Linked DNA regions of Homo sapiens: all the other regions are linked to region 2. The links are chromatin loops, found by intact Hi-C in ENCODE. Cell type or tissue: dorsolateral prefrontal cortex. All regions are shown on one strand. Region 1 has its middle 19 kb from the start of C9orf152. Region 2 overlaps LOC105376218 (a long non-coding RNA gene). Region 3 overlaps SVEP1 (sushi, von Willebrand factor type A, EGF and pentraxin domain containing 1).

Region 1 (8,000 bases), 430 kb after region 2:
ACTGATAACTCCCCCATCCTGTGTGAATCCACCCCCTGAATTCCTCAAATCCAGGATCATAATTAAGACTTGGAAGCACACAAGCCCCCGAGCCCTGGCTGAGAAATAGGAGAAGGAGGAAAAAGCTGGTCATAGCAAATGCTGTCTTCTGCCAACCCAAACCCCAAATGTTTTTAAGGGGGGGCGAGCTGGCTCTCAAAATCAGTATCAGCCCCAGATCCAGATTAGCACATTTTCTCCCAATGCAGGAACTGCTTCTCTTTACAAGAAGTGCAGGTGTGATGGGCATGGTGGCTCACACCTGTAATCCCAGCACTTTGGGAGGCAGAGGCGGGTGGATCACCTGAAGTCAGGAGTTCAAGAGCAGCCTAGCAAACATGGTGAAACCCCGTCTCTACTAAAAATATGAAATTAGCCGGGTATGGTGGTGTGTGCCTGTAATCCCAGCTACTCAGGAGGCTAAGGCAAGAAAATAGCTTGAACCTGAGAGGTGGAGGTTGCAGTGGGCCAAGATCTTGCCACTGCACTCCAGTCTGGGCAACAGAGCAGGACTCCACCACCAAAAAAAAAAAAAAAAAAAAGGGAAATGCAGGTGCTCTCGTGGTGGGAGGGTTCTAAGAGCGAGACCTGTCTCTCTCTTGCCATGGGTCCCTTTCTCTGCCAGCTTCAGATTGCACTTGCTGGATTCTCCCCCAAGACTGGAGCCTTGCTCTCCTTTTAAAGCACTGTTCATGATACCAGTGGCTGCATTCACAACCTGAGGGCTGTGGGGATGCCCCCCACAAATCCCAGTATCCTCTCTGCTGAGCATTGCCACAAATTAACAAGATCAATGAGAAGACCCCTGACCAGTCAGGTACCACTACCAGTCCCCAAAGGGTGCGTGTGCAGAGGAAATTCCAAACAAGTGTGTACTATGGCAAAACCCTGATGAGTCCAGCCAGTCTTAGATGGCCTACAAGGCCTCTTTTTGTTTCTCTAGCCTCAGGCCCAGACCAAGGTGGCCCTATCTTCTGAGACGGTGTTTCTCAACATTGATTGCATAAGAGAATCATCAGGAAGCTTGGAAAATATTCAATTAAATGACAATCTCTGAAGTAGGGCTTGAGCACTGGCATTGTTTCTGTTGATCAAGGCATAAACCATGTAAAGTGTGGGAAGTGTGTTAATCTTGAGTATAGCTTATGTGTTAATTATTATGTATTATATATGTATTAGTCCATTTTCATACTGCTATGAAGAAATACCCAAGAGTGGGTAATTTATAAAGAGAAAGAGGTTTAATAGACTTATAGTACCATATGGCTGGGAAAGTCTCACAATCATGGCAGAAGGTAAAGGAAGAACAAAGGCACGTCTTACATGGCAGCAGGCAAGACAGCAAGTGGAGGGGAACTGCCCTTTATAAAACCATCAGATGTCGTGAGACTTACTCACTATCATGAGAACAGCACAAGAAAAACCCACCCCCATGATTCAATTACCTCCCACTGGCTCACTTCCATGACACGTGGGGATTATGGGAGCTACAATTCAAGATGAGATTTGGGGCTGGGCATGGTGGCTCACAGGTGTAATCCCAGCACTTTGGGAGGCCAAGGCAGGCAGATCACTTGAGGTCAGGAGTTCAAGACCAGCCTGGCCAACATGGTGAAACCCTCTCTCTACTAAAAATACAAAAATTAGCCAGGCGTGGTGGCCTGTACCTGTAGTCCTAGCTACTCGGGAGGCTGAGGCAGGATAATCGCTTGAACCCAGGAGGCGGAGGTTGCAGTGAACCGAGATCACGCCACTGCACTCCAGCCTGGGCAACAGAGTGATACAGTAAGACTCCATCTAAAAAAAAAAAAAAAGTTGACATTTGGGTGAGGACACAGTCAAACCATATCTGTATCTATATCTACATCTATATCTGCTTATTTTCACAGATACAGATACATACACACACAGATCAAGATATACATTTTGAGCATTCTAGAAAGTCGCCTTCAGTCTCTTCCCAATAATTAACTACAATTTATTTTTCCATTCTCCTGTTTCTACTTTTTTGCTATATGCATACAGTAAGCATTGTTCATTTTACACATCCTTTCGTGGACATTTGCTTCCATTTCTCTTTAAACCTCCCCACCCCTCTTTTTTTACAGATGCCTGTCTGGGTGAGCTGGTTTCAAGCATGGGTATTTTTTGAAAGCTCCCTCTGGTGATTCTAGAATTCTAAGATTCAGCATTGAGACCCACTGCCTTAGGACCACACTGATTATAAACTGAGGCACAAATGTGCTCAATGGATAGAGGCTTCTCTGTGAGGCTGAGTACAGAACTTGTGGGAATCTTCATGTCTCTCCTCCTTTGGGTGCCACTCTTATATTCCACTTGAGTTCCCATGGTGGGGAGAAGGGGTTGGGGAGGGTCCTATGGGGGAGGCAGCCCCATGCGTATTTTATCACACCAGCTCTGTGAGTAGAAGGCAAGGAAGTCACCCAGATGAGTCTTTGAAAAAGACTGTAGGCCAGAAGACCCTTTTTGTTCCTCCTACCAACAGGTAGGCCCTGCCGTATCCTTGAGAACCATCTCAGAGGACCCTCTTTTGGGATGCAGCTTCCTCATCCCAAAGCTTTGGAAAACCCTGAGCTTCCCCACTAGGGCTGACCTGTCTGCCTTTCATCATTACATAGAACCAGAAGTGTGCTGATGACTTCATGTCTTGGAGTTTCTCTAATTTCAGCATTATTCTTGAGATGGACTGGAAGTCATATGAAGACCAGAGAGAATGCAGTGATTACAACGAGGCAGGCTTCAGGGCAAGGGCCTGGAATGATTTGGGCAAGAAACTCCTGGAAAACCTCTCTCAGGTATTTAGCCAGAGGTGAGGAGGGTGGGCAAAGAGTTATTTTCAGGGTATTTTTCAGACACTTTAAAAATTTTAGGGTGGTTAATTTAAGAGTGATTTTGAATCCCAGCAAATCTCCTATGTCTCACTCAGGGGCTCTAAAGTGTGTTCTGCAGGCCAGCAGCATCGGCGTCACCTGGAAACATGTCCAAAATGAAAATTATTTGGCCCCACCCAGACCTGTTGACTCAGAAACTCAAGAGGTGAGGGCCAGCAGTCCGTTTTAGCGAGGCTTCCATAGGATTCTGATGCACACTCAACTTTGAAAACCACCATTTGTGGTAGAGTCTACCCCCTGCCTTAATGGGTGATCAGTATGGAGAAGTCACATTTGGTAGATTTTCCCTTGTAAACATTTCTTCTTTTTTGAGTTTAAAAAAAAAAAAAAAAAAAAAACAATCCGCCTTAGTGTCCCAAGCGTTTGGACAGAGACACAGAGAATTGCTTACTAGCTTTGGGGAGATTATGACATTTTTGCAAGATAAGTAACTTTTAGCTCCATTTTCCTATCCAGTCTACAGAATGTCCATTCTGTTAATCTCTGCTGATGGGGGAAAGGAGGTGGCAGGGTAAAAGTTTCACTCCCTACCTATCCCCATAGGAAGGGCACAGAACGTCTCACCCTTTGCTGCACTAGCCTCCAGGCCCAGGGCTGTGAAGCACGCCTTGTGTTTGCTTGCTGAGTTCCAGCTGGAGTGCTTGATGAGGAAGTAAACAGAGTTTATGCACAAAGAGAGAACATGTACTCAGTGTCTCCACATGCCAGACTCTGGTACAGAAGCAACAGATACAGAGGAAGTCACGAGCTTTGTTCTTAAGGAGGCTAAGTAACAAAAATTTAACCACTTGGAACAGGTGCAACTTCTGGGATATGTCTGAGTCAGTTCAGGCTGCCATAATTGAATACCGTAGACTGGGTGGCTTATAAACAGCAGAAATCTGTTTCTGAAAGTTCTAGAGGCTGGGAAGTGTAAGATCAATGCACTGGTAAACTCAGCATCTAATGGGGGCCTGCTTCCTGTTCATAGACGGCCATCTTCTGGCTGTGTCCTCACATGGTGGAAGGATCAAGAGATCTCTCTGGGGTCGCTTTTTTATTTTCTTTTTTTTCCCTGAGGTCTCTTTTATAAGAACACCAGTACCATTCATGAGGTCTCCATCCTCATGACCCAATCACCTCCCAAATACCCCATCTCCTAATATCACCAGATTGGGGTTCAGGATTTCAACATATGAATTTTGGAGTATGCAAACATTTACTCCATAACAGGAGATAATTAATTATAAACAACTTCATTTTTACCTTCCAAGGCCTTGGATGAAATTCATGGCTGGGTGTGTCACTCATAGGAATGAAAACCACTCGTTTCAGTTCAGAACTTAGTAAGTCCTGCCCAGCACAAGTTTAAAAACAAAAAAGCCCTCCAACTTCTTTCTCAGGAGCTCTGGGCTGGACGTCTGCAGTGAGGAAGGACGGGAAGCTTGGTTAACTGCTCTCCAAACTTGAGCTTCTAGCTCTCATCCCAAGTTACTTAGGGAAGTTTCATCCTCTCCAGGGTTGGGAGTGTACAATAACTGGGAGGGAGGTGGGTAAGACCTTACTTGAGTAATACTGTCATGAGATGCACGGGGAAGGAATTAAATGCTGACACTTTTTCTTTCCTCATTTTGGAAATTCACCCTCTAATGGATGGGATCCTCCCTGGACATGGGAGGAGGCATCTCTGCTTTTCCTGGTTGCTTAGAATCCATCTGCAGCTCCTCGGCATGCAGGAGTCAACCACCAGCTTGGTTTTGCTCTTGCTCCACACCTCACCCCTCCAAGGCAGTGGTTGTAATCAGGATCTAAGAAAATCTTAACACCATCTGTCTTAAATGCGAAGCCCCTCTCTGCTTCATGGGTCACACACATACTTTGTGCTCACAAACTCAGGAGAGGAGGCCAACCTCATGCAGCCATTAGGGACACCGTCAGCTATGACCTGGAGCCCTTTGGAGTTCTCAGGTGTGTCATGTTCTCCAGTTTACAAGGAACAAATAAAAGCTGCTTGAGGGGCCCTTTTGAAAACCTCTTTCCCACAGCTTGAAATGAGGCAGGCATCCCCTACTACCCCCTCTTTATGGGGATAGGACTCTCAGCTGACTGACAGTTCTCTCCAACAACCTTCTTCTAATTGCCAACCGCTGATGCGGCTGAGCTTGAAAGTTATGTATGAAGTTAAACAGAAAATTACCATATGACCTCACAATTCCATTCCTAGGTATACACCCAAAAGAATGGAAAAAAGGGACTAAAATAAGTACATGTACACCCATGTTTTCAGCACTGCTCACAATAGCCAAACAGTGGAAACAACCCAAGTGCCCACCAACAGAGTATGGAGAAACAAAATGTGGTCTATCCATATGATAGATTATTATTCAGCCATCAAAAGGAATGAAGTACTGATTCATGTTACAACACGGCTGAACCTTGAAAGCATTATACTAGGAGAAAGAAGCTCATTCACAAAAGGGCACATATTGTATGATTCTATTTATGTGCAATGTGCACAATAGGCAAATTCATAGACAGAAAGCAGCTTAGTGGTTGCCAGAAGCTGGAAGTGAGGGGAATGGGGAGTGACCATTTACAGGACACAGCACAGGATTTCCGTTTGGGATAATAAAAAGGTTTTGGAACTAGAGGTGGTGGTTGTATAACATTGTGAATGTACTGAATTATCTGCTTTACAATGGTTAATGTTATGTGAATTTCCTCTTAATAATTTATTACTTTTGTTTGTTTTTTTTTGAGACAGAGTCTTGCTCTGTTGCCCAGGCTGGAGTACAATGGCATCATCTCCATTGACTGCAACCTCAGCCTCCTCAGTTCAAGCAATTCTCCTGCCTCAGCCTCTCAAGTAGCTGGGATTACAGGTGCCCACCAATGCATCCAGCTAATTTTTGTATTTTTAGTAGAGATGTTTCACCATGTTGGACAGGCTGGTCTCAAACTCCTGACCTCAGGTGATCCACCCACCTCGGCCTCCTAAAGTGCTGGGATTACAGGTGTGAGCCACCGCCCCTGGCCAAGTTATTACTTTTTGTAAAGTTATGTATGATTGCCCTCTGGCTCCCCTCTGACCTTTCTGCCTGAATCTTTCTGTCTCATCCACATGGCTCTGTCCCAGGTGCTCATCCCATTTTTTGTCTGCATTCCTCCTTGGCGAGGTGGTCCATGGCATCACCTCTCACATCTATGCAGGTGATTCCCTGGGGAATATCCTGCCCTGCTCACTCTCTTGAAACCCGGGACCCATTTTAAATGGGCTTCTGGAATGCTATGCTTTAATGTGAACCCCTTGCACCAAATTCACTCCCACATTTTTGCTCCCCAAACTTATTCTTCTCCACTTTTGATGTAGGCTCAGATGGAACTGGATTAAGCATACCAATGATAAAGCTTCCAAGGAGGGGTCTGATGTCAGAGGATGATTCATACTTGCCTCAACCTGCCCAGTGCTCACTTTCCTCTGTCTGCCTGGAGTGAGCTTTGTGCTGTGGCACCTCAAACACAGGTAGAAAAGATAATCTGAATTCTCTTTGGGGATGTTTATGGAGTCCAGAGAGTTACGGTAGAAAACCCTCATCATACCCTTATAATGAGCCTGTACCTTTCCAGTGTACCAGACTGATGGCCAAGGACCAAGTAAATCACTTAATGGTTTGGGTGACATTATATGAGTATGCAGGTGTATCTAGAAGAATATGTGCATTAATTACACATTAATTACCTTAAGTGTTATACTTAAGGTGCTGAGTTTATACTCAGACAGCTTTATTACAGGTAAAGGGTACAATACTGCAACCGCAGGAGAGAGAAGAGTATCAAAAGGGATCTGCAGCTCTCAGGCACAGGCTTCTTTGTCTTCCCATTGCTGAGTCACACAAGACATGCTTGGTTTCTAGGTCTCAGACACCATCAGCGTTCACACAGAGAATATGAGAACTGGAAACCCAGGTCTACTTGCAGGGAGGGTCTCTTCTAGTGAGCTGGTCCCCTAGGCCATTCCAGCTACATGGCCAGCCTTAAAGGTCAACCCAGGCTCCACCAACATCAGATGCATATAATAATTATTATGATTACTAAACATTGCAGGTAGACTGGTACATCCTTTCGGGAAACTACTCAGGAACTCATGGTTAAAACACATTATTTCTCTTTAGTGAATGCATTCCATAGTTTTAGCTAAGGTCACTACCATGCAGCAGGTAGCTCTGGAGATAAGCACGCAATCAATCCAGACCAGCTGAAATGAACCCAGACTAAACCACATGGCAAACGTGTTCGACAGCCACAGCCATTTTCTTCAGGTCAGTCTGCAAGGCTTGCAAACTCAGAATTAGAGAAACTGCCACAAGTACAAACACCCGCATGACCCTGAGAGGCTCTGAAAAGCCCTCCTTAGCTGCCCTGGAGTGAGACATAGGTAACGTGGCTAAGGGACATCTGAACATAGTCACTTTATTTTTACAGTATTTCTGTGTGTCTGTGATGGAGCCTTCTTAAGCGCAAGAACACTGCTCCCATGAGATGCAGGATTTGTGGATTGTGAGCATTCAGATGATAATGCTGTCTCGTGTGCATATAGAGGATCTCCTGAGCAACCCAGAGGCCTTTCCAGGATTAATGGAAAGTTCCCCTGTGTTTCTCCCATCTGTCCTTGGAGCTATTCTCCTCATAGCTTTTGCTGTTTTAACTACGGGAAGGAATAAACTAGGTGCGGACTGAATAATGAGGGAGGATGTGCACCCTTAATCAGTTTCTAACAGCTTATGCTTTGGGCTTAGTTTGAGTTGTTCTTTTGCCAGCATCTACAGTAGCAGCAGGAACCCTGGCATGGCTGTTTCCTAATCTTCAGAAGTTGGTCAGCTGTCTGTCCCAATCAAGGCAAGGAAGCTACAGCTACTGGTTCAGGGAATGGAACCACCTGTATTTTCAGTAAATGCTTTACCGCACCTTACAGTTTCCTAAGGCTGGACCATGCCCATGACAACAAGGTTGTGGAGGTAACAGAGCAACAGGGTGGAAAGAGCTTGAGCCTCTAAATGACTGCTTAGAACA
Region 2 (8,000 bases):
TTCTTCTAAAGGGGTTCAGAACACGTCACCCCCAAATTTATTGTTTTGCATATTGATTATTTTGAGCTGGAGACACTTGAGAATCAGCAGATACAGAAAATACGCTTTGAACACCTTTTATCTAAAAGCAGGCCATAAAATTTCCCGTGAAAAAGATGCCCTTCTTGTACCAGGAAGAGAAGACCATCTTTATCACTGGAGACTTGGAGTTGACACCAAAATCAATCGTACAAACAAATCTATTATAATAGTCCTTATCTTCCACTAGTCTCTCCCATATATTTCCTAGTCACTGTCCCACATTTACTGCCTTTGGCCCAAGCCTCTTTGTTGTCACATCCTCACAATTTATTGTTGTTTGTTTAAAAAGATATATAACTATTGAGGCCTAATAACTTCTTCAGGTCTTAATTTTCCTTATGAAGACTCCCGTGTACATATGAAAAAAATTAAACTTGTATGTTTTTCTCTTGTTAATATGTCTTCTGTTACTTTAATTCTCAGACCCAGCCACAGAACCTAAGAGGTCTGAAGAAAACTCTCTGTACTTCTCCAATGCAGTGTGTTATGATTTCTATTGTTATCATTTCTGTCTGCTTTGTTTTTGTGATCTCTCTCTTGAGAGTCGCCATAAGCCGAGATAGACACTCCCTAGGAGAGCCCTGATAGGGGGAAAGTTAGCCTCAAGTATGTCAGCCAAGTGAGACTCAGTGAGGTTGTGAAACCAAAATGCATAAAACAGAAGCAATTTATTACTCACCGGTTCCAGAGAGGTTGGGGGTGCCAATGTGAGGCCTATGGGGAAATCTGTAGGTGGTAGCAGGAAGCTCAACCAGTGGGTGGGCAATGAGATGGGGAGGAGGGGAACCTGTGGGGCTATGTCTTTAGGAAGGACCAAAGCCACGGGCACTATCCCTTAGTTTTTCCTGCGGAAGTTGTGGATTGGCTAGTGTAAAGAAAACATGTGTGAATGAGGAACTTATTTTTAGAGCTCTGGTGTTGACCATTAGGTGTTATTGTGCTTGGCAATGGTGGGATGCATTGGGTTTTGGATCAGTGGTATGAGGCATAAGCATGTTATTTTGCAAACAACCTCGCAGGAAGGGGGAGTTTTAACTAGGCCAAAGGTGACGGGGTATGACTGGGATTCAAACAACTTATGTCAGTCCTAAGTGGTTATGGGATTCCTAACAACTTATGAATGCTGAGGCTGCAACTATAATAAACAAACGTGTGACACAGTGCATTTCCACTTTGGAATTTCCCCCGATTCAGTAATGTCCATTGGTCAATAGAATTATCTTACTGTTCTGATCTCAAATTTATTCCACTAAGAACTGATAGGAGATGATAGAATAAAGATGGCATTATAATGTGTTAGATTTTATTGCACTACAATACATTTATGAGAGTGTTTAGGAAACTGAAAGTATATGCTAGAGTTTTTTTTTTTTTCATTTCAGCTGTTTATTTTAATTTATTTTTTTTTATACTTTTAAGTTTTAGGGTACATGTGCACAACGTGCAGGTTAGTTACATATATATACATGTGCCATGTTGGTGTGCTGCACCTATTAACTCGTCATTTAACATTAGGTATATCTCCTAATGCTATCCCTCCGCTCTCCCCGCACCCCACAACAGGCCCCAGTGTGTGATGTTCCCCTTCCTGTGTCCATGTGTTCTCATCGTTCAATTCCCACCTATGAGTGAGAACATGAGGTGTTTGGTTTTTTGTCCTTGTGATAGTTGGCTGAGAATGATGGTTTCCAGCTTCATCCATGTCCCTACAAAGGACATGAACTCATCCTTTTTTATGTCTGCATAGTATTATTCCATGGTGTATATGTGCCACATTTTCTTAATCCAGTCTATCATTGTTGGACATTTGGGTTGGTTCCAAGTCTTTGCTACTGTGAATAGTTCTGCAATAAACATACGTGTGCATGTGTCTTTATAGCAGCATGATTTATAGTCCTTTGATATACCCAGTAATGGGATTGCTGGGTCAAATGGTATTTCTAGTTCTAGATCCCTGAGGAATCGCCACACTGACTTCCATAACGGTTGAACTAGTTTACAGTCCCACCAACAGCATAAAAGTAGTATATGCTAGAGTTTAAGGAACTATTCGATTAGATTAAGGGCTTCATGAAGGATAATGGAGTTAAGATTTTTTTTATTTTAGATTTAAATAATGACAACCACACCAAAGATAAAATCACTATTAGTAACTCATATCCTTTTAGGCATTTTTGTGTGCATATACATAACATATAAACATACATACAATATACACATGCATATCCATTTCTAAAAAAATGGGAAAAATCTTGTATATACTTCTCACCTTTTAAAATTTTTTTAACTTACAAAATATAACTTTAACTTCTACTTGGTATGTTATAGACTTTTCACAAGCCAATGAACATTTAAATAAAATATAATTTTAATTACTGAGTAATATTACATTTTTGATGGTACTGAATTTATATAATACATCTCCACTTGTTGGACATTTAGTTAACTTATTTTTTCTACTGCTTTATTGTTATAAAATATGCTTTGGTGAGACACTTTATCTTAGGATTAGTTCTAAAATGCATTTTATGTACACTATTCTCAACATATTATTAATTGAAAACAAGTTGCAAAATTACTATGACATAGAACGTTGGAAAATGGTACAATTGTTAAATCCAAGCATTCATGAGAACACCAATAAAATATACGTAAAATTCCAGTAATCTACCTGAGAATAAAAAACACAGACATTCATTATTATGAAGGACAAATGAGACATACTACAGAAAAGGAAGAAATTGCTTAAGTAGTGAGAGACTATAATCCAAAAAGACAGGCTGCAAATGAGCAAAAAGATGGAAATAATTGTACCACCTAGAGGCACAGTAGCAAACTTTTGAAGAAATTGAGAGATTTCCTTGGCTAAAACCAAAAGAATATTCCAGAACCACAATAACAGGGAAAGGTAAAATATTTTAAGAATTCATCTAGACAAGAACTCAATTAGAGATCACTATCTGAAACCCCCGAGGTTTCAGCTTTCAGGGGTGTGAGGTCTGAGGTCTGAGTCCTAGGAGATCTGGGAACAGGTGATAGTCAATGTCAAAAACCCCATTTTCTTAGATACAAAAAGGTTTTCTCCTATGCCTACACAAGATACCAAATGAATTCAGAATGTAATTCTCATAGTCCAGGGCAATAAAAAATATATAATTCTAATGGTTACCAGATTGCAGAAGATATTTATTGATGATGTTTGCTGCTAAGCTAACATCTTTCTACAGCACCACATTGTAAGTTTTAGACTATAAGCTGTTCATAGGGTTTTCATACCTAAAGATAACACTGACACCATCACCCACTTTGTAAAGGGAATCAGAGAAATTTCTAATAAACGAGATGCAATTGCTATCACCACTATTTCTTACTAGGAGTTTTCTGTGATAACACAATTGAAAAGTCTCTATAAACTGTCCACGAACAAATGCTAGTATTTATTGGCACCATTTATGGCAGTTGCTCCAGCTTACCCTTCTGCAGGTGGGAGGAGATGGGTAATGCATTTAGTCTTGGGAATTTGGTCTTGATATACCAAGGTAATATCTAATAGGACAAATACAAAACTGTCCAGGAAAAATCCCAAGCTCACACACCTGAGCATTCATACTCACCACAAATAAGGATCTGGGAATAGATGGCACTTGATTTTCTCTTTTGAAGTTCTTCAGAGTTAAGCCACTGGAGGGCAGCAGAGACAGGATTTTAATACACAAACTTCAGTTTCTATTCATTGACCAGTTCATGGATTCATTAGATACGTAAGTGCCCATGAGGTGAAAGGCATTCACCTTTTATGACAGTCATATTGTATGCTTTTTCATTAATTATCTATTAAGAAAGAATATTTGACAGATATTTCTATTTGAATCTCTACTGGATTGAAATCTATATATTTTTTGACAGTACAATTGAGAACTCATAAAATTAGTTTTAAAGCTAGCAAGAAACTTATGGAACACCCATATCTACTATTTCTCTCTTGAACAATGTCATTATCTTTTCTGCTCTATCTCATATATAAAAATGTTAATTGGTTTTCTTTTCTATGTGCTCATTCTCAAAGTTTGGAAAAATATAGAAAAGTAAAAAAATGAAAATAAAATTCAACCCTTAATACTATCATTAGTGTTTCAATACAATGCTTCCTAGTTGAATATGCATAGATGTATGTTTATTTCATTTACATATTTGATCTTAGAATCTATAGAGGTTAAAGTCATAGTATACTAGATTGCCATATCATTATCAATAAATATTTAAAGAAATGTTATTTATGAATAAAGTTGTTTTAGAAATACAGCTGTATACATGTGATACTGAGCAAGCCAAAATATTTTACCCAAGCAAATGCAATTATCTCTCTACTGAACATATTTATTTCTCTAGATTAGTTAATTTGTTATTATTATTCTGCTTCCAAAACAAGAAAAATATATTTAAGTTGATCTTGGAATTGTTTTGTATTTCAGTCCATCATAATGCACTAAAGTAAACAAGAAGAGTAAGTCACACACTCTTCTCCATAAGAAAAATTAAGGCATTACTGATTTAAGTTGGAAATATTTTAATAGTAAATTAGAATTTAAATGTAGTGTTTAAAAAAGAGTATGATTAAGTATGTGCATTTACCATCAAATATTCCAACCCATGTAGTCAAGTGGCAAGGCAAATGAATGCCTCCCTCGTCTTTACACCCTTGCCATTTTGAATGACCTCACTCAGAGAGACAGGAAGAATGCATGGCTCACTCTTCCACTTCCTCATTCAGCCTTTTTTTTACCAAGGTATGCCAAAGTGCTATTTCACATAACGAGGTTTCCAGGGCAAGCAAAGTATATTTCCTGTCCTCAAGGGGTTTACAGTCCAGTAGAAGAGGCAAGGAAATAAATAACTGGCTGTGTTATGTGCTGCAAGGTGGAAAGCATAGGTCACTATGGTCATCTGACTTGGCATTGTTCCTTAGGGAAGGTTTCACTGATAAGATGTTTATGTCAGAAACTAAAGGGTAAAGAAAAGAAGTCAGGTAAAGAGGCCGGGAACGGTGGCTCACGCCTGTAATCCCAGTACTTTGGGAGGCCTCAGGCAGATCACTTGAGGTCAGGAGTTTGAGACCAGCCTGGCCAACATGGTGAAACCCCGTCTCTACTAAAACTACAAAAATTAGCCAGGCATGGTGGTGCATGCCTGTAATCCCAGCTACTTGGGAGGGTGAGGCAGGAGGATCGCTTGAACCTGGAAGGCAGAGGTTGCAGTGAGCCCGAGATTGCACCCCTGCACTCCCACCTGGGTGATAGAGAGAGACTCTGTCTCAAAATAAATAAATAAATAAATAAAAGTTTTTAAAAAAGAAGCCAGGTAAGGAGAGGAGAAAAAAAAATATTTTTGGTGGAGGAAAGAGCATGCAAAGAACTAAGTCTCGAGTGACAGCGAAGTAATTCAGTATGGCTAGACAGTAAGTGTAGAAAGGCAGAGACTAAGAGGGTAAGTAAAAGTGAGACTTTTGTAAAGGGCATTGTAAACCACATTAAGGAGTTAGACCTTTATCCTACAATACAATTGTAACTTTACAAAATTTACTCTGGCTATTATGTGAAAAACGGGTTAGAGTAGAAATTGCTGGATGAAGGGGACCAAGTTGCATCTCTAAGATGATAGATAAATATTATTTTAAAATGACAAGGAAATTATTGATTCATTGCAGAAACTAACATGAAATCTAGACATAGTAGGTGTTTGATATATGCTGAATAAGTGACTAAAAGGATGAATATATTTGTAAACAATGCAACACCTATATTTAGGCTTCCCTGAGGAGGCCATTAGTCCATTGCTATTTCTCCTACCACAGTTTCAGCATCACTTAATACCTCTTATTTATACTTCTGTATCAGTTTCAACGACTTGGAGTCATACACATTGAAAAAATGAGCCACTTAATTTTCCATTACCGCTGTCAAAAACTGGAAGTCTAATTTTTTCTAAATGTATGGTTAAATTTCGTAGAAGGAGAATCTATTTAGTTTATTGGATTATTTTTACTGATATTACTTGCTTAGTCTCCAACTTCCCTTGGAGTGTTTGGGTAATCTAGTCATTTATTAAATGCTGGCTTATCCATGAAACATACACTTCATGGAAATTCATTACATTTTAGAATTCAGATTATAAAACCAGATCTGCATATTAAAAAATTGTTGCATAAACTGTGCACATAGCATATAAAATACTGTTTCCTCAGGCATAATATAGCCACAGGGTCAGAGGGAAAATCAGAAGGGAAATGTCTGATTATAACAAAACATTTATATAGCTCTGTGTTTCTTGAGTACTTCGTCTGCTGTTTATTAAGAAACAAGCTGGGAGGAATGGAAATTCTTCCAACTTATTTTCTTTAAGAAATGTCCATGGAAGTATTTCAAAACTGCCGAGTCTGGAAATGAAATTTTTAAGCATGCCAAAGTGTTATAGGAGCAGATGGTGCTACAGGATTTTTTAAGGATGGAAGGAAATCACATCAAAACAAAAGACAGTAAGACGAGGAAATATTTGAGTCATCTACAGCTAATAATATTTTACTTTGATCATTTTGTATCTGTGATGTTCATTTTAAACTGCTAAAATATGTCTTGTCAATTTTTCTTTTGAATTTAAAGTTGTATTATGTTGTCAAAAAATAGATAGGAATAACAAGTTTAATAAATAGCATTCCTCAAGTAATTTTTAAAGATGCAAATAATAATTTTCACATACAATTATCAAGCACACACAGCATCTCCAGAGCCAGATGGGTTGAGTAAAAATATTAACATTTTCTAAGCCAGAAGTAAACAGTTTATGAAGTTGGAATATTTTGCATTTTATACTTGAATTCATTTGAAATATCTCCATCATTTTAATCACACAAAAATATATTTGAAAAGGCTTTAAAGTAATTGCAAAACCCCTGCTGGGATAGGTGGATGTTGTTGTTCCTGTTTACATATGCAGACGATGGTGATTAATGAGTGAAAATATCACATGGATAAATGAATGTAAGTAATTCTGAATTGCACATGGATTAATTAATGCAGGTCATTATTATGGGTTGGTTAGTGAGAAACATCAGTAGTTAATTCTTTATGGGTGAGAGATGGGAGGGAGATGAATGGGACAGGAGCTAGGAGGATTATCAGGGATGATAACTTCATTTTGGATGTGTTGATTTTGAGATGCCCATGGAAATCTGGATGAATAATCTGTGTTGCAAGTGACTAAACAAACCAAGAGTTTGGAGGGAGGTCTGGGCTGGAAATGAAGATTTATTTGGCATGAATACTTGAAAGTGAATGTGGTCATCTAAAGAGAATGTTTGGAGAATGAAAATCTGAGACCAAAACCAGAAATATCCATAAAAGGAGCTTTAAAATGGTGGAAGGCTTCATCCAGAACCTGGAAGAAGACAAAAAAAGAAAGCAGATTATTATAGTATGAGCCATTTACATTACCTGTCAACATTAGTGGCAAACATTTGCCAAATAAATTTGGTCATGATAGTCTTTACCATCAGTTAAATATAGTCTTTACTAAAACCCTGTTCTTTTCTTCATAATCTTTCAATTAACACTTTAAAGTAGGAATTTTATAGCTACTTTCATGTTTAGCATGAAATCAGGTTGAATGAAGCAGAAACAAGCTATGGAGCTATAGAACATAAAATAAGGTTCAGTTTATAATATAGGTAGCATGCTCTTGGAAAAGCCAAAGATAATGAGGAAACCAAATGACAATGTTGAAACTATACCATGGAAATTCAAGTCACCATGCTGAAGAGAAGAGTGAGAATAGCTTCTAGCTAGCTATCCATACTTATCCTGTGCAGAGTCCTTACTAAAATATCAGTGAAAGCCAGATTATACATCAACACAAAGCAACAAATT
Region 3 (8,000 bases), 200 kb after region 2:
ACTTTCCCAATGAGCGCCTACCTTTGCAGCCAGAAAAATTATGTATATTGTTGTTAGGAATTGCTGTTTCAAACTATTATTGCTTAAATGCTTATTAAATGTATGTTCTGGTCTAATGTCCAATGTGTCTCTGGGCCCTCATGCATTTCCCTTCACGAGGTTTTCTCTTGCGATTTTAACAGGTTTCTTAACTATAGTGGAATTCTTTTGCTGTGAGACTTTGCATGGTTGTGTGAAAGCCACTTATTATTCCACCAAAACTGTCTGTTTCTAGAACCTATAAAATGTAAGGCTCCAGGAAATCCGGAAAATGGCCACTCCTCAGGTGAGATTTATACAGTAGGTGCCGAAGTCACATTTTCGTGTCAGGAAGGATACCAGTTGATGGGAGTAACCAAAATCACATGTTTGGAGTCTGGAGAATGGAATCATCTAATACCATATTGTAAAGGTATGTTTAGTAAATTTACCACGTTTCTTATGTTTGGCAATCCTAGAAAGGTAAGGCGTAGACATATGAAGTGTTATGTTGTATCAATGTTCTTTGTATTTGAACTGAGGTATTAGGCTCATGTTTAAACATGACCCCACACACACACACCAAAAAAAAAAAAAAAGAAAACAAACAAACAAAAAAAGATCTTGAGCTGCCCCTTGAAATTTCAAAGATTTTTGCACACAGTCTCAAAAAAGTCACGTGTTTGTTTTTCCTTTGTTAAGCTGTTTCATGTGGTAAACCGGCTATTCCAGAAAATGGTTGCATTGAGGAGTTAGCATTTACTTTTGGCAGCAAAGTGACATATAGGTAAGTATCTAAGATTAAAACTATATTGTAGAAGATGTTGATGGCATACTGGTAGTGATATAACACTGAAAGAAAGGGGGTGGGAAAATAATTGCAGAGGACATTTTTGAATTAATATGTAATTAATCGAATGATACATAGTGTGAACAAATCTTAATCCAATAATTTAATGGTAGTTATATCTAGAATCCTTAAATCCCCTGACCAATAATCTATCATTACCTCCAGTGCCCCCTTGAGGCACCCTGAGAGTGGATGCTCCTAGCTAATGAATACTCTTGATGTCTCAGAAACAGACTAGACCACACCACTCTCAAGCCAAGGATTCCCTGTTTGTAGTTACTAATCCATGACACAAACTGAAGGCAAGCCAAATTCTTAAATCTATCCTACTTCCCTATGGGGAAGATATACAGTATTCAATCTTGAAAAAAAAAATTAATTTAAAAGCATTATTTCAGTAGGAAAAAAAATCAACTTTTCCAATATGTATAAATTCTTAATATTTTTAGAGGTTTTTGGCACAGATAACGGCATGCAAAATAAAGCAAATTATATCCTGTAATTTTCCTCTATCTTCTTTAGGTGTAATAAAGGATATACTCTGGCCGGTGATAAAGAATCATCCTGTCTTGCTAACAGTTCTTGGAGTCATTCCCCTCCTGTGTGTGAACCAGTGAAGTGTTCTAGTCCGGAAAATATAAATAATGGAAAATATATTTTGAGTGGGCTTACCTACCTTTCTACTGCATCATATTCATGCGATACAGGATACAGGTAACATTTGTAGACACCAACCAAGCTTTCTACAATACTGTGTTACTCGCTCCCTATTTTATTTTAATTTTTTTGAGACATGGTCTCACTGTGACACTCAGGCTAGAGTGCAGTGGCGCAATCTCAGCTCACTGCAATCTCTGCCTCCCAGGCTCAAGCGATCCTCCCACTTCAGCCTCCTGAGTGCAGGGACTACAGGTGTGCGTCACTATGCCCAGCTAATTTTTGTATTTTGTACAGATGTGGGTTTCGCCATTTTGTCCAGACTAGTCTCGAACTCTTGAGCTCAAGCAATCCACCTGCCTCAACCTCCCAAAGTGCTGGAATTACAGGTGTGAGCCACCGTGCCTGTATTCTTTACTCAATAGGTTTCATTTGTACGTGACTGGCTGACTCTAAAAACAAATTTATAAATATGAGGATGTTCTCAAATCTGTATGCTTCCCGAGGCCTACCTAGCTAATGGTAAATGCCCAAGAAAATATTCTATCTAACTATGACTCTGAGAGTCCTAGTTCAATTGCTGTAAGCATTCAGACTTTAAACATGAAAGCAAAAATAGTTTATGAAGCATAAACAGAATACCCGATAAATGCTTTTGTGATGGATTTCTTTATAAACAGCTTACCAAACGTACTCAACATTGCATGGAATGTTATGAAAAAGCATGTCAAGATAAGGGGCTAGGTTCTTAACACTGTAGGAGATTAATGGTGTGTGTGTGTGTGTGTGTGTGTGTGTGTTTAAACAGAGGGGACAGTGGAGAAAGTCAGACTGTGATCAGAAACATGATCAACAGGATCTGAAGTGGAACAGATCGAGTGAAGAGAAAGTGGAGTGAATTAAAGCATGCTATCAGAATCAAGTTGAGAAGAAAGGCAGATAAGCCATGGCATAGGGATGTGAGGTTTAAGTCAAAGGAAGACCAGAGGTCAGAGTCAGGGGCAGCATGGTTCAAATGCCCAGGCTCATGGCCTGGACAGTTCCCTTTGACCTTAGTTGCCCTGATTTCCTGGCTACTTAGGTGAGTGTCTTTCTTCCTGCTGGATTCTAACCAGTCTAATGAACCCCTTCTCATCCAAGTAATCTGCTCTTCACAGGTCTGGAGTGCCTTACACCACTGCCCATAAGCAGATTCAATATTTTACTATGCACCAAGTGATTACTGTTGTTATATTGTTTTCACCCATTCATTGTTTCAAATGGTGTATAGCTTGTTTAGATTTCTCTTGCTTTCATATAAAGCAATCTAATATGAAGAAATGCTATTTTTGTGTACTCAAATTCCTCAAATGTCCCTTATTTTCTCCAGAGTTCTTCCTGTTTTATCTCCATAGCAGCAAATCCATAGCCAATGAAAGAGTAACATCATTCTTTCCCGCAGCTTACAGGGCCCTTCCATTATTGAATGCACGGCTTCTGGCATCTGGGACAGAGCGCCACCTGCCTGTCACCTCGTCTTCTGTGGAGAACCACCTGCCATCAAAGATGCTGTCATTACGGGGAATAACTTCACTTTCAGGAACACCGTCACTTACACTTGCAAAGAAGGGTGAGTAGGGCCTGTGAAGGAAAGGATCATTGAGAGCCAAGGAAGTGGATGCTCCTGACTGCAGAGATGGGCTCCATTGGACACGAAATTTAATTTCCTGGCAGCCAAAGACAAAGAGAGCCTTATGCTTTTATTTCCTACCTGCAGAGACGGAGTATATTCTCCTGTGGAAATAATATTTTCCTGGAATTTGAGTAGTATATCAAATTAGACCCTCAATAATGGACATTGGGCAATGCAGTGAAAAAATATCTTCATATTATACTTTTTTTTTTTTTTTTTTTTTTTGAGACAGAGTCTTGCTCTATCACCTTGCCCAGGCTGGAGTGCATTGGTATGAACTTGGCTTACTGCAATCTCCACCTCCCAGGTGCAAGCAATTCTCATGCCTCAGCCTCCCAAGTAGCTGGGACTACAGGCGCCTGCCACCACACCCGGCTACTTTTTGTATTTTTAGTAGAGACAGGGTTTCACCATGTTGCCCAGGCTAGTCTTGAACTCCTGACCTCAGGTGATCCACTTGCCTCAGCCTGAGATTACAGACATGAGCCACTGCACCCAGCCTTATATTGTACTACTAAGATGCAAAAAGTACCTTTAAGTGAGCGTTCGTGTATTTATATTCTGCAAAACCAAAGGCAAGACTTAAGTCATAACATAAAGATGACATATCTACAGGGAGGAAAAAAGATAATAAAGTTCAGGTTTTTACATTTCTAAGGATCTTATTTAATTCAGAGATCACCTCTGGAAACCAGGTAACAAATTACGAAGGGCTTTCAGACTCATTGTCTCATTTGATCTTAGCAAAAGCCCTGTGAGGGACAGTGAAGGGAAAGACTCCCTTTGGGATGATCAGTTTAGGGTCTCAATGCAACCAATAAAGTATGGAGGGGTGGCTAAATCTCAGGTCATCTGAGTTTCATTTCATTGCAATCATTGTTTTTTCTCTATGCATCCTCAATAAATATTTTCATCAATAGGGCTTTCACACTCCAGATTTACTACAGTTGTTCTTCACAAGCTGACACAGCAGAAAAGTTGCCATTTTCTGGATTTGTATCTCAACTCTGTTGTTCACTAACTGTGGGGCCTTAGGGAAATAGTGTGACCGCTCTGCCTTGATGGTCCTCCTGCATAAAATGAGTTCATACTTATGGATATTGTGAGAAATAAAATGATATAATACATGGCCTAACCAGAAAAAAAAAATCAATGAACCCAACAAACTTAGCCATTATTATGATGATTGGTGCAGTTTCTGTATTTTCATGGAAGTTGGATTTTACTTCACAGGAGTAGAAAACCATTCCACTAATACATGACTGCCAGCAGGTGGCAACAATATTTTCTTGCGAAAAGATAATAAGAGTTAAAGACTTGCATAAATAACTGAAGCCCAAATCTTAACATCTTCTTAAGTGAACAAGGAATCTTTAATATTAAAATGTCAATGCAGGAATGGCTTTTGATTGTCCCATCTATCCCCTGTGGACTCACTCACATAAGAAACTACCCCTAATGAACTGATAGGACTATTTAAAATTAGTCATTTAAATGTTTGTGAAATCTTAGCAAATATACATGTTCCAAACAATATCTAGATATTGACTATTGCTGGGGCTTTTTCTGATTTAAAAAGTAATGCATGATCACCATATACAACTAGAAAACACAAAATCTATATTTAAAAGTCATCCATGATTTTATTACCCAAAGACAAATATTGGTAATATTTTACTTCATTTCTTCCTAGAATTTTGTCTTTGCATGTATATTTGAATATTAAAGATGATGCTACATGTACAGATTTATACCTTTTCCTCTTCACAAATCATACACATCCTCACAAATTGTTCACTTAGAAGATATAGTAAGATGAGTTTTATGTCTGCCTAACGTTTATCTAAAAGTGATTTAAAGAATCAATTAAGACAATTATGAAAACGATTAAAAAATCTATTCATTTGAAGAGGATTTTTTATTTAGAGGAATTCTATGTGAATCATCTCATGTACTTCCTTCTACAAAGATGGAGTTTGGCAGAAGAAGTATTATTCCCACTTTATAGCTAAGACATGAAGGTGTTGGGCCACATTCTCTTACAGGCCCATTTGTTCTATGCAAGATCATAGTCTGTGGAAACTTTTTCTGTCATTGAAAAGATTGAATCAGATCTGCCCATCTAAATTATGTAATTGTTAAAGGGTATGAGACCATTTTTATAAAAGTGTGTTATATATATGAAGTATGATGTAAATATGGCTTTATTGTTTTCTGTATCATTATTAGCATATAAAGTGATGACATTTCAATAATATATGGGGAAGCTATCTGAGCTAGCTAATCAAATTAATATGAAGTACACATAGTCCCAAATCACTACCACGTGTAGTCTTTTTCTGAAAGGAAAAAAAAATAACTGTTAGGAGACAGTTTTATTTTTCTGAAATTAAAACTCTTGATGAGAAGAAAAATGATGCCCCTTTAATATGCATTTTGCCCTTTTAGGGGTGCTCTGAAAGTGGCCAGACTGGAAGGAAAGCCTCTCTCTTGTTCATTTCTTCTGGCCAAATTTTTAACAAAACATTTGAAATAAATAGAAATGCAAAAATTAGGCTGGACGTGGTGGCTCACGCCTGTAATCCCAACACTTTGGGAGGCCAAGGCAGGTGGATCACTTGAGGTCAGGAGTTCAAGACCAGCCTGACCAACATGGTGAAACCCTGTCTCCACTAGAAAGACAAAATTAGCTGGGTGTGGTGGTGCATGCCTATAATCCCAGCTACTCGGGAGGCTGAGGCGGGAGACTTGCTTGAACCTCAGAGGCGGAGGTTGCAGTGAGCTGAGATCGCGCCATTGCACTCCAGCCTAGGCAACAAGAGCGAAACTCTGTCTAAAAACAAAACAAAACAAAAATGCCAAAAAATAAAATTCTCTCTATTTAAAATCACCCATGTATCCATTGCTGAAATAAAAGTGCATGTTAAATTCTTGTCATCATTACCTTAGATCTCTATTTATAAAAGAAACACAATATTACAGATATAATTAGAAGCCATTCTCATCACTCATCTATGCTCCTCAAAGTAACAAACATGGATATTTGTCTTTATTAAATACATATTCCCCCATAAACAAATATCCTATTAATTTATATATTTTAATTTTTGTATCTGTTGCTTCATATTCTAAGCATCCTTTTGAAGCTTTGATTTTTCACTTAACCTTATTTTTTTTACATTTATCCCTCTCAATACATGTAAATCAACTGAATTTATTTTCACTGATAGACAGTATTTTCTTGTCAGAACGAGCTATCTCTAAATTACCATCTTACTGGTAGAGGGTTAATTTATTTACTTCGTTTGAATACAAGTGCTGAAGTAAATATTCTTGCATGTTTCCTGGCACACATGTAAAAGAACATCTCTGACCTAGACACGAAGAGTTGGAATTGTCCAGTCATGGAAGATGCACATTTTTAACTTTGCAAGATAGTACCAAATGCTCCCAGGAGTGACCATACCAGTTAACACTCTAAACAATAATATGTGAGATAGCTTCCCTAGCTCCACAACTTTGCCTACAATAGTGTTTATCACAGTTGATTCTTCTTTCCAATTTCATCATTGTTTAAGGTTTTCCCATTGTTTCTTCCCAGAAATTACTTTAAGACTATAAACACTTCTCAAATTGTAGTTTAACTGGGTATACAACCTTCCAAAGGGTTATTGAAAGTGCATATTTCTTATTCTAGGGATGAATTGTTTGTGTCTCTTTCCCATTTTGTTTTTCATATTGACTTATATTTTCAGGAAACCAATCCCTTTTTTATTACATGAGTTGCAAAGATATTCTGCTTATCTGTGGCTTCGTTTTTACTCTATGGTGCCTTTTGTTATAGAATTTTTTATTTTAATATACCCATATTTATCAGTTGTTTCCTTTAGAGTCCTTTAGGGATTTTTTTTGTCAGGCTTAAGACATTTTTCCATATCCTAAGATCATACTTAATGTTTCTGCCTTCTTCCTGAACAACTTGAAGACTTTAGAAAGCATTAACTTCTGTCAGCACTCCCATCTTAAATGTCTTATCACTATGTACCTTTTTACTTCCCTTTTATCTTACAGCTTTCCAAATCAGTCATTTTTTAACTGCAGTCACTGCTTATGTATATTTATTTACATGTCTATTAATTTTTTCACCACTATTTCTTTTTGCATCACACTCCTTCCATTTGAGTTTCATGTTTCTACTTCCTGAAGATGTTCTTTGCATCTTTTCCAGCAAGAGTCATGAATTACACAGTCTTGGTCAGAAACTAATAGTATTTTGCCCTTGCTCTTGAATTGTAGTTTAGCTGAATATACAAATCTACATTGACAATTTTTCTTTTTTTTTTCTTTTTTTTTTTTTTTACTTTATTTTTTTATTTTTTTATTTTTTTTTTATTATTATTATTTTTTATTATACTCTAAGTTTTAGGGTACACGTGCACATTGTGCAGGTTAGTTACATATGTATACATGTGCCATGCTGGTGCGCTGCACCCACTAATGTGTCATCTAGCATTAGGTATATCTCCCAATGCTATCCCTCCCCGCTCCCCCGACCCCACCACAGTCCCCAGAGTGTGATATTCCCCTTCCTGTGTCCATGTGATCTCATTGTTCAATTCCCACCTATGAGTGAGAATATGCGGTGTTTGGTTTTTTGTTCTTGCGATAGTTTACTGAGAATGATGGTTTCCAATTTCATCCATGTCCCTACAAAGGATATGAACTCATCATTTTTTATGGCTGCATAGTATTCCATGGTGTATATGTGCCACATTTTCTTAATCCAGTCTATCATTGTTGGAC

The links. Peaks named below come from ENCODE experiments on the same cell type or tissue, not always from the same donor. Only the 100,000 strongest peaks of a DNase experiment are listed, where the experiment ranks them.
Region 1: a loop joins it to region 2, with 7 times the contacts of the local background. A loop is called at or near these places in 59 of 110 quality-filtered maps.
Region 3: a loop joins it to region 2, with 6 times the contacts of the local background. A loop is called at or near these places in 24 of 110 quality-filtered maps.

What each region holds. Positions count from the first base shown.
Region 1 is chr9:110,184,823-110,192,822 of GRCh38, reverse strand. No RefSeq gene overlaps it. Among named protein-coding and RNA genes, the nearest start is that of C9orf152, 19 kb to the left of the region's middle. In dorsolateral prefrontal cortex, no CTCF peak of the experiment used is centred here; a DNase peak (open chromatin) is centred at 3,566; H3K27ac peaks cover 934 bases.
Region 2 is chr9:110,619,413-110,627,412 of GRCh38, reverse strand. LOC105376218 (a long non-coding RNA gene) reads right to left here. Exons shown (of 3, transcript XR_007061731.1): 3 at 2,271-7,512. Among named protein-coding and RNA genes, the nearest start is that of SVEP1, 44 kb to the right of the region's middle. RefSeq lists enhancers at 857-1,026, 6,124-6,293, 6,965-7,134. In dorsolateral prefrontal cortex, CTCF peaks have their summits at 3,568 and 3,772 (motif pointing right); a DNase peak (open chromatin) is centred at 3,763.
Region 3 is chr9:110,422,725-110,430,724 of GRCh38, reverse strand. It overlaps SVEP1 (sushi, von Willebrand factor type A, EGF and pentraxin domain containing 1), which reads left to right. Exons shown (of 48, transcript NM_153366.4): 33 at 275-451; 34 at 721-805; 35 at 1,391-1,582; 36 at 2,967-3,134. Among named protein-coding and RNA genes, the nearest start is that of TXNDC8, 89 kb to the right of the region's middle. In dorsolateral prefrontal cortex, CTCF peaks have their summits at 2,817, 3,019 and 4,493 (motif pointing right); a DNase peak (open chromatin) is centred at 3,014; H3K27ac peaks cover 3,178 bases.